2 separate regions of the Homo sapiens genome follow, and region 2 is linked to region 1. Evidence: chromatin contacts called from ENCODE Hi-C or POLR2A ChIA-PET data. All regions are on one chromosome and are shown on one strand. Each heading gives the region's core, a stretch centred on a gene start or an enhancer-like site at or near the end of the contact. The rest is flanking DNA. Distances are from core to core; before and after follow the strand shown.

Region 1 (4,458 bases), core at 1-2,500:
GAGAGTCTGACATTAGGGTGGCAAGTGACTGACTGCTCTTGGGAAGGGCTTTCCTTTATAGCTTATGCCCTTTCAACTTTTTTGGTGTGAGTTGTTTTTTGGGGGGTTCTTTTTTGTTTTTGTTTTTGAGACAGAGTCTCACTCTGTCGTCCTGGCTGGAGTGCAGTGATGCTATCTCAGCTCACTGCAGCCTCAGCTTCCCAGGTTCAAGCAATTATCGTGCCTTAGCCTCCCAAGTATCTGGTATTAGAGGTGTGCGCCACCACACCCGGCTCATTTTTTTTTTTTTTTTTTTTTGTATTTTTACTAGAGACGGGGTTTGCCAGACGGAGGTTGCCCAGGCCGGTCCTGAACTCCCGGCCTCAAGTGATCCACCCGCCTCGGCATCCCAAAGTGCTGGGATTACAGGCAAGAGCCACCACACCCCGCCATGAGTTTTTTAACGAAAAGTGACAGAAGGTGAGAGCTGAAGGGTTTTGCCGTTCGTTTTAATATCCTTACTTGGGAAGATTAAAAGCTGCTCATTTTGTGGGGAAAGTATCATGTTCTGTGAAATCTTAAAGTCTAGATGACTTTAAGAGTTGACAAAACTCTTTGATTTTTATCACCACAATTAATCCGCCCATTTCACAGACCGGGCGGGGTCTGCAAGTCAGCAGGATATTCCCACAACATCAACTGTCTCTCCCACTTTAGCAGATGCAGGAACTAGAAGAGGAAGTACCGGAGCCCGCCTAGCTGAGAGGCTGGCGGAGAGGAGGGGGGCGGTTGGCTCACCTTGTCCTCTGGGTCCTTCACCTCCACAAACATGCCAAGCCCCGGGGTGGCCGGCTGGTACTCCTCCCGCTGCTTGTCATACAGCTGCGTCCGGTAGTTTCCTTGAGGGAAGCAGGGCGAGCCCAGGTCAGAGGAGCGCGAGGTGGCATGGGTTCCGCGACCGCCTGGGCACGGCGAGGCCGTCTCCTCCCGGCTCTAGAGAGCTGACTGTCTCGCATCCCCCGCCCCAAGACCACGGTCACGTTCCAAACTCGCCCCTTCCTCCCCGCCCCCGCACCTATGACCATGGTCTCGTCCGGGATCTCCTCAATAAAGCACTTCTTCTCCGTCTCTCCGATGTGAAAGTAGAGCGCGCTTCCGCGCGTCGCCAGCCACAGCACCAGCAGGAGGGTCCGCATCACTCTACCCAGCCCGGTTCCGGGCCGGGGCCGGACGAGCAGCACGCCCAGCTCCACAGCCATCTTGCTCCACCTGCCTGCGCAGCCGCAGCCGGCCGCGCCACGTCGCCCTGCCGCCGCCGCGGTGCCTGCCGGGACCGCGAGTTCCGCCGGGTGGACCACAAATCCCGAGATGTCCCGCGGCCCTGGCGCGGCAGTACCTGATTGGGGCGCGGCTTTTACCTGAGAGAGAGCGGGTGCCCTAGAATAAAAACTTATTTCCGTTGACTCTCTTCATGGCCTGGCAACTGACGATGGTTACCAGCTTTTCATAGATGAAACTGAGGTCGTTTGTTTGAGGTTGCGGAGCGAATTGCGAACAGAGACAGGATTCGAACCTAGGATCCCTGACTTTCCTTGGCACAGCATCTACCAGTCTTGATTTGCTTCTACCTTTAAAAATGAATTTAAAGAGAACGACCAAATAATGCACAAATGTATTATCAAAAAAGATTAAAAGAAATAAAAGGCAAGGTCTCCCATTACCACTTCTTTGTCCTCATACCCTGTCCACTCCTAAATCGGGTGTTACCCTCTCAAGCATTTCTCCGATCACACACACACACAAACACACACACAGCCTCTGCTGCCAGATCCCAACTGCAATGGCTCGTTACTAGCAATTCTACAGAAATAGAAAGGATCATAAGAGAGTACTATGAGCAAATATAAGCCAACAAATTGGATAACGTAGATGAAATGGACAAATTCATAGAAATGCAAAACTGACTCAGAATAGATAATATAATCTGAATAAACCTATAACTAGTGAGGAGATTGAATCAGTAATTTAAAAAAAATCATCCTTACTTAATATAGTTAAGATGTCAATACTATCCAAAGCAATCTACAGATTTAATGCAATTCCTGTCAAAATCCCAATGACATTTTTTGTAGAAACAGAGAAACTCATTCTACAATTCATATACTCTCAAGGGATTTCGATTAGCCAAAACAATCCTGAAAAATAAGAATAAAGCTGAAGAACTCACACTTCCTGATTTCAAAACTTACTTCCAAGCTTCAGTCATCAAGACAGTGTGGTACTGGCATATAGACAGACATATAGACCAATGGAATACAATAGAGAGCCCCAAGATATGCCCTCCCATATATGGTCAAATAATTTTTAACAAGGAGACCAAGCCCATTCAATGCGGGGAGGAGGGACAGTCTTTCTAACAAATGGTGCTGGGAAAACTGGATATCCACATGCAAAAAAGTGAAGGTGGTTCCTTCTCTAACACCATAGATAAAAATTCACCCAAAAAGACCCACAACTTTTAAAATCCCAAAGCATAAAACTCATAGAAAACATATGGCAAAGGGTTTACCACATCGGATTTGGCAACAGACTTCCTGGATATGACACTAAAGGCACAGGCAACAAAAGAAAAAATAGACAAATTGGACTTTATGAAAATTAAAACATTTTGTGCATCAAAAGACTCTGTAGCAGAGTAAAGAGGCAACCCACAGAATGGAAGAAAATATTTGCAAATCATATATCTGACAAAGGATTAATATCCAGAATATGCAGAGACTCCTAAAACTCAGCAACAAAATAAGAACAATCTCATTCAAAAACCACAACAAAGGGCTTGAATAGACATTTCTCCAGTGATCAACAAGTGGCCAGTGAGCACATGAAAAGATACTCAACATCACTAATCATTAGAGAAACACAAATCACAATGAGATAAAGAACAATGAGATACTACGTCATATACCCATTAAGATGGCCACTAGAAAAAAAAAAAGGAAAAGAAAGAAACTACAAGCATTGGCAAGGATGTGGGGAAATTGAACCCTTGTGCACTGTTGGTGGGAATGTAAAATGGTACAGACACTGTGGAAAACCGTATAATGATTCCTCAAAAAAGTGAAAATAGGCTGGGCATGGTGGCTTACGCCTATAATTCCAGCGCTTTGGGAGGCAGAAGCAGGAGGATTGCTTGAGCCCAGGAGTTCGAGACCAGTCGGGGCAACATGACGAAACCCCATCTCTACAAAAAATACAAAAATTAACTGGATCTGGTGGCATGCGCCTGTAGTCCCAGCTACTCAGGAGGCTGAGGCAAGAGGATTGCTTGAGCCTGGGAGGTCAAGGCTACAGTGAGCTGTGATCATGCCACTGCACTCCAGCCTGGGTGACAAAGCAAGACACTGTCTCAAAATAAATAAATAAAAATAGAATTACCATATGATTCAGCAAGTCCATATCTAGAGATATCCTCAAAATAATTAAAAGTAGGGTCTCAAAGAGATATTTGTACACATATGTTCACAGCAGCATTATTCACAAGCAAAAAAAAAAATGGAAGCAACCCAGTTCTTCATCAGTAGATGAATAGATAAGCAAAATATGGTACATCCACACAATGGAAATCCTTTCAGCCTTAGAAAGGATGGGAATTCTGACACATGCTACAACATAGATGAATCTTGAAGAAACATTACGCTAAGTGGACTAAGCCAGACATAAAATGATAAATACTGGGTAATTCCATGTATATGAGGTACTAGAGTCGTCAAAATCACAGAGACAGAAAGCAGAATGGTGGTTGCCAGGGACTGGAGGACAGGGAGAGTGAAGTTATTGTTTAATAGGTATAGAGTTTCAGTTTTCCAAGATAAAAAGAGTTCTGTAGATGGATGGTGGTGAGAGTTCTATGGCAATATAATGTACTTAATCCCACTGAAGTGTACAGTTAAAAACAGTCAACTTTGGCCGGGCACGGTGGCTCACGCTTGTAATCCCAGCACTTTGGGAGACCGAGGCGGGAGGATCACAAGGTCAGGAGATCGAGACCTGCCTCACCAACATGGAGAAACCCTGTTTCTACTAAAAATACAAAATTAGCCTGTGTGGTGGCACATGCCTGTAATCCCAGCTCCTCGGGAGGCTGAGGCAGGAGAATTACTTGAACCTGGGAAGCAGAGGTTTGGTGAGCTGAGAAGGCACCTTTGCATTCTAGCCTGGGCAACAAGAGTGAAACTCCATCTCAAAAAAAAAAACAAAAGTGTGGTAGAATGCTCCAGTGTAATCATCTGGGCCTTGAAATTTCCTTTTGGGGAGTGTTTTAATTATGAATTAAATTTCCTTAATAGCTATAGGGCTATTCAAAGTATCTATTTCATACTAGTAAGTTGTGATAGTGTGTGCTTTTTGAGTAATTGATCTATTTTGCCTAAATTGTTACATTTATGTATGTAGAGGTTCAGTCAGGATGGTGGGGAAAAT
Region 2 (4,653 bases), core at 22-2,521, 2.1 Mb before region 1:
ATATTAAGCTCAGTTTAACTTCCCTCAACCAGCAATCACTTGTGTCATGCCCAGCGGTAATACACAATGCCCGGTTTCTTCTATCACCATAACTGTGACCTCAGGTCCTGCGAAACAGGACTGAACCAGTTCACTAGGATGGCAGTGTATTGGTCCAAAGGCATTCAGATTATAATAACGTACCGCAATGATCATCGAGCAGTTACTAAATGTCGGACTTCCCTGTCTTATTGTATACATATCTTAATTTAATCCTCACAAATCCATCGGGTATTATTATATCCATTACTTGACAAGAACGGGGGCACAAAGGGTAAGAAAACTGCCGAAGTTCACAGAGCAACCAATGACCAATCAAAGACTCGAGCCAGGGCCTTAGCGTTAACCACTGCACGGTCTATCCCTGAACTATAATCCCAGCACCATCAGTACACTAATCGCATGACCTTGGGCCAGTCATTTCATACCTCCAGGCCTCCGGTGTGGAAAGAGATGCACTTAGATGAGCTTTCGGGGGCTTTCCTGCTTTTAACGCCCTGTCCCTCTCCAACTGGATTACTCGCCTCCAGAATAGGTGCTGTAACTGCTAAGTTTCTCAACCACTGCGTGTTCTCCTTCTGGTACATTCCCCTTTCTCTTCAGGGAACTAGGGTCCAGTCTCCGCTTTGGATTTTCAAATATTAAACTGTAACGCTAGTTGTAAACATTCCCTCTCGGTCTAATACCACCCTTCCCTACTACTAGGGGTACCTAGTAGGCCCGATTCCACCCTATACTTTTACCCAGTTACTCCAGCCCACCTCGCGGCTGCCCAGGCAGCCGGCAAAGAGGCCTAAGAAAGCCCTAGAAGCAAAGCCATAGGAATAAGTCAGCTTTCCCAGAGGTCAAAGAAGGCTGTCGGGCCACCTGCCACGCCTCCCGACCCCGGCGGCGCGGCCTGGGCCCGCAACCCAACCAAAGACGCCCGGATTCGGGCCTCCTCGCTCACGGCGGGCGCGTCGGCCAGGGCCTGGGCCCTCAAGAGCCAGCCCGACCCCTCAGTCGCCGGCCACGCCCGACCCCTCAGCCGCAGAGGCGCTCCCAGCCCCCCGAGGTCCTCACAGGCCCGAGGACGCGCTCAGGTCTCCCCTCTCACCTCTAGCCTCCCGGGGACCGCGGGGGTGCCCGTGCCCCTTCCCGCCCGCACACCTTGCCCCGCGCCGCAGTAAAGAGAGAGGCGGAGGCGGCCCGACCGTCACGTGCCGCAGAACCAAGAGGCCTCGGCCACCGCTGCCGCGCGAGCGAGCCCCACCGCACGAAGCCCGGCCCTGTGCCCGCCCCTGGCCCCTGAGTAGCCACAGCCGGCGCCAAGTCCCGCCCTCCCGCGCAAGCCCCGACATCCGGTTGGCCGGCGTGGGCATCGCTCTACGCACCGTCCCATACGCCCCCTACGGCTATTCTTCGTGGAGTGTGAAGATTGGCCGGGAGTGAGGCAGGAAGTGGCTGTTGGTTGGGCGGGAGGTGAGGGGCGGGCCACGCTGGATCGAGACCGCCGGGCGCGCGCGTCTCGGGGCGGGGCTGGTTTAACAGGCGTTCCCGCGTCGGTTGCTGTGGTGCCTTCGGGGCGTTCCAACCCAACCCCCAGTAGCCCTCACCCGTCTGGTTCCTGGAGCCGAGACTTGGGACGCATCGCGCGCCCTTCGCTGACGGGGCAAACGGCAGCCGGCAAAAGGGGTAGGAGTCCGACGATCGGCCATCAGGAAGGGCCCGTTGCAGCGAACGCGGGCCCCTACGGGCGTGAGCAGAACCCAGCGCGAGCGCCTGGCCGGATTGGCGTGCACTGCTCCGCGCTGTGTGAGCCGGCGCCGCAGTTCCTGCAGAGTCATGGCTCGGCCCAGGAGCCTGCGCAGCCTCGTCGCCCAGCATAACACACAGTCCAGAATAATATAATCCGAGGTTATTTGAACTTTCAATTTATGTTTCCTGAAGTGAGATTAGGTGTCAGGGCAGAGAGATACAGGGATGACAGGACGAGAGAAAGGATGGTGCCATGGAAAGATTTAAGATACGCCACCATTTTAGTAACCCACTCTTAGTACATCTTCAGTTTTCAGTATGCTGAGAACCTCACAAAATGGAAGTGGCCCAGGGTTTTTCTAGACCTTTAGAGATCCTGATCTCTTGTTCTCTATTTGTTTGGACACCCAAAGGCTTGACTACTAGGGTGGAAAACACTAGAATCAGCGAATGTATCACTGATCTGAAAAGCCCTCTTGCCACCGGGAAGGGGAAGAAAGGCAGGGTTTGGTGTTTGCATGAGTTAGTATCATCCAACCCTCAACCCCCAAATTTTTTTTATTTTTATTTTTTTGAGACGAAGTCTTGCTCTGTCGCTCAGGCTGGAGTCTAGTGGTGCGATCTTAGCTCACTACAACCTCCGCCTCCCGGGTTCAAGCGATTCTCCCTCAGCCTCCCGAGTAGCTGGGATTACAGGCGCCCGCCACCACGCCCGGCTAATTTTTGTATTTTAGTAGAGACAGGTTTCACCATGTTGGCCAGGCTGACCTCAGGTGATCGACCTGCCTCTGCCTCCCACAGTGCTGGGATTACAGGCGTGAGCCACGGCGCCCCAACTTCAGCCCCAAAATTTGTGTAGGAGAATTTTGGTTTCCTGTCTACCTGGGGAAGCAGCTATTCAAAGCAGAATAAAATTCTGGATGCTACATGATCCAAATAATGAGCTTAAAATGTAGTTACAGGAAGTACATTTGTGAGCAAAAGAGCTACTCCTGCAAAGGTAAGTGCCAAAAGACTGTGGTACTATGGAGAATTCAATGGGATTCTGAAGGGGAGGGACTGCTTCCATCCAGAATGGACTGGCAAAGAGGTCAGAATTGGCTGGGCGAGGTGGCTCTCCCTGTGATCTGAGCACTTTGGGAAGCTGATGCAGGTGGATCATTTGAGGCCAGGAGTTCAAGACTAGCCTGGGCAACATAGTGAGACCCCTGTCTCTACAAACATAAAAATAAAAAAATTAGCCTGGCATGGTGCACACCCGTAGACCCAGATACTAGGAAGACTGAGGCAGGAGTATCCTTGACTCCTGATTGAGGAGGCTGCAGTGAGCTAAGATCAGGCCACTGCATTTCATCCAGCCTGGGCAACAGAGTGAGAACCCGTCTCTAAATAAATAAATAATAAAAACAAACAGATGTTTTACATGGGCATCGTTTGTGCAGTCCAAAGCAATTACAATAGTAACATCAACCTGGATCACCATGACAGATATAATAATGAAAACATATTATACGAATTCCCAAAATGTGACAGAGACCAGAAGTGAGTACGTGCTGTTGGAAAAATGGTGCTTATAGACTTACTTGATGCAGGGTTGCCACATTCAATTTGTAAAAACACAGCATCTGTGAAAACCAATAAAAGGAAGTGCAGTAACAAGAGGTTTACAGCCTGTTTACATTCTGACATGGAGCAACAGTCAAGATTTAGTGTCATGTGAAAAAGCACAGAGAAAGGTGTGTTTCCTTTCATACTGAAAAGGGAGATGTATTCTCATACATGTAAGCTTGGCCAAACAAGCTTACTAGAAAGAAACACGAGAAACTGCTAGGAAAGGTTAATGCTGGAGAGGGGGCCTGAAACTCTAGAAGCAGAAATACTTTCTTGGCCAGGCACAGTGGCTCACGCCTGTAATGCCAGCACTTTGGGAGGCTGAGGCGGGCGGATTACCTGAGGTCAGGAGTTCAAGACCAGTATGGCCAACATGGTGAAACCCTATCTCTACTAAAAATACAAAAATTAGCCGGGCATACTGGTGCACACCTATAGTCCCAGATACTCGGGTGGCTGAGGCAGGACAATCGCTTGAACCCGGGAGGCAGAGGTTGCAGTGAGCCAAGATTGTGCCACTGCACTCTAGCTTGGGTGACAGAGCCAGACTCTGTCTCCAAAAAAAAAAAAAAAAAAAAAAAAAGAAATGACACTTTCTTTAAACATGCATATGATTTTTTCAACAAAGAATCAGGCCGGGTGAGGTAGCTCATGCCTCTAATTCAGCACTTTGGGAGGCGAAGGTGGGTGGATCACTTGAACCCAGGATTCAAGACCAGCCTGGGCAACATGACAAGACCCCATCTCTACAAAATATACAAAAATTAGCTTGGCATAGTGGCTTGAGCCTGTAGTCTCAGCTACTCAGGAGGCCGAGGTGGGAGGATTGTCTAAGGCCAAGAGGTCAAGGCTGCAGTGAGCCAAGATTGGGCCACTGTACCAGAGTAACACCCTGTCTAAAAAAATAAAAATAGGCCAGGCACAGTGGCTCACGCCTGTAATCCCAGCACTTTGGGAGGCCGAGGCGGGTGGATCATGAGGTCAGGAGATCGAGACCACGGTGAAACCCCATCTCTACTAAAAATACAAAAAATTAGCCGGGCGCAGTGGCGGGCGCCTGTAGTCCCAGCTACTCGGGAGGCTGAGGCAGGAGAATGGTGTGAACCCGGAAGGCGGAGCTTGCAGTGAGCGGAGATTGCGCCACAGCACTCCAGCCTGGGCGACAAAACGAGACTCCGTCTCAAAAAAAATAAAAATAAAAATAAATAAATAAATAAAAATAGGCCAGGCACAGTGGCTCACGCCTGTAATCCCAGCACTTTGGGA

What was found. Hi-C counts contacts between places; a loop is a spot of excess contacts on that map. ChIA-PET counts read pairs that join two places held with the same protein, here RNA polymerase II (POLR2A). Pooled maps may share reads with other maps.
Region 2: a pooled map shows a loop between it and region 1 (10-fold over the local background). The contact joins the promoter of CANX here to the promoter of TMED9 in region 1. A Hi-C loop is called at or near these places in 2 of 37 single-sample maps with no recorded cell type and 5 of 50 pooled maps. POLR2A ChIA-PET finds 5 or more read pairs at or near these places in 1 of 52 experiments (activated CD4-positive, alpha-beta T cell).

The regions. Positions count from the first base shown.
Region 1 is chr5:177,588,995-177,593,452 of GRCh38, reverse strand. It overlaps TMED9 (transmembrane p24 trafficking protein 9), which reads right to left and starts at 1,250. Exons shown (of 5, transcript NM_017510.6): 1 at 1,055-1,250; 2 at 778-878. The coding sequence starts at 1,238. RefSeq lists an enhancer at 1-45.
Region 2 is chr5:179,695,585-179,700,237 of GRCh38, reverse strand. It overlaps CANX (calnexin), which reads right to left and starts at 1,271. Exons shown (of 15, transcript NM_001746.4): 1 at 1,136-1,271. RefSeq lists enhancers at 17-76, 1,637-2,166 and silencers at 887-1,176, 1,217-1,626.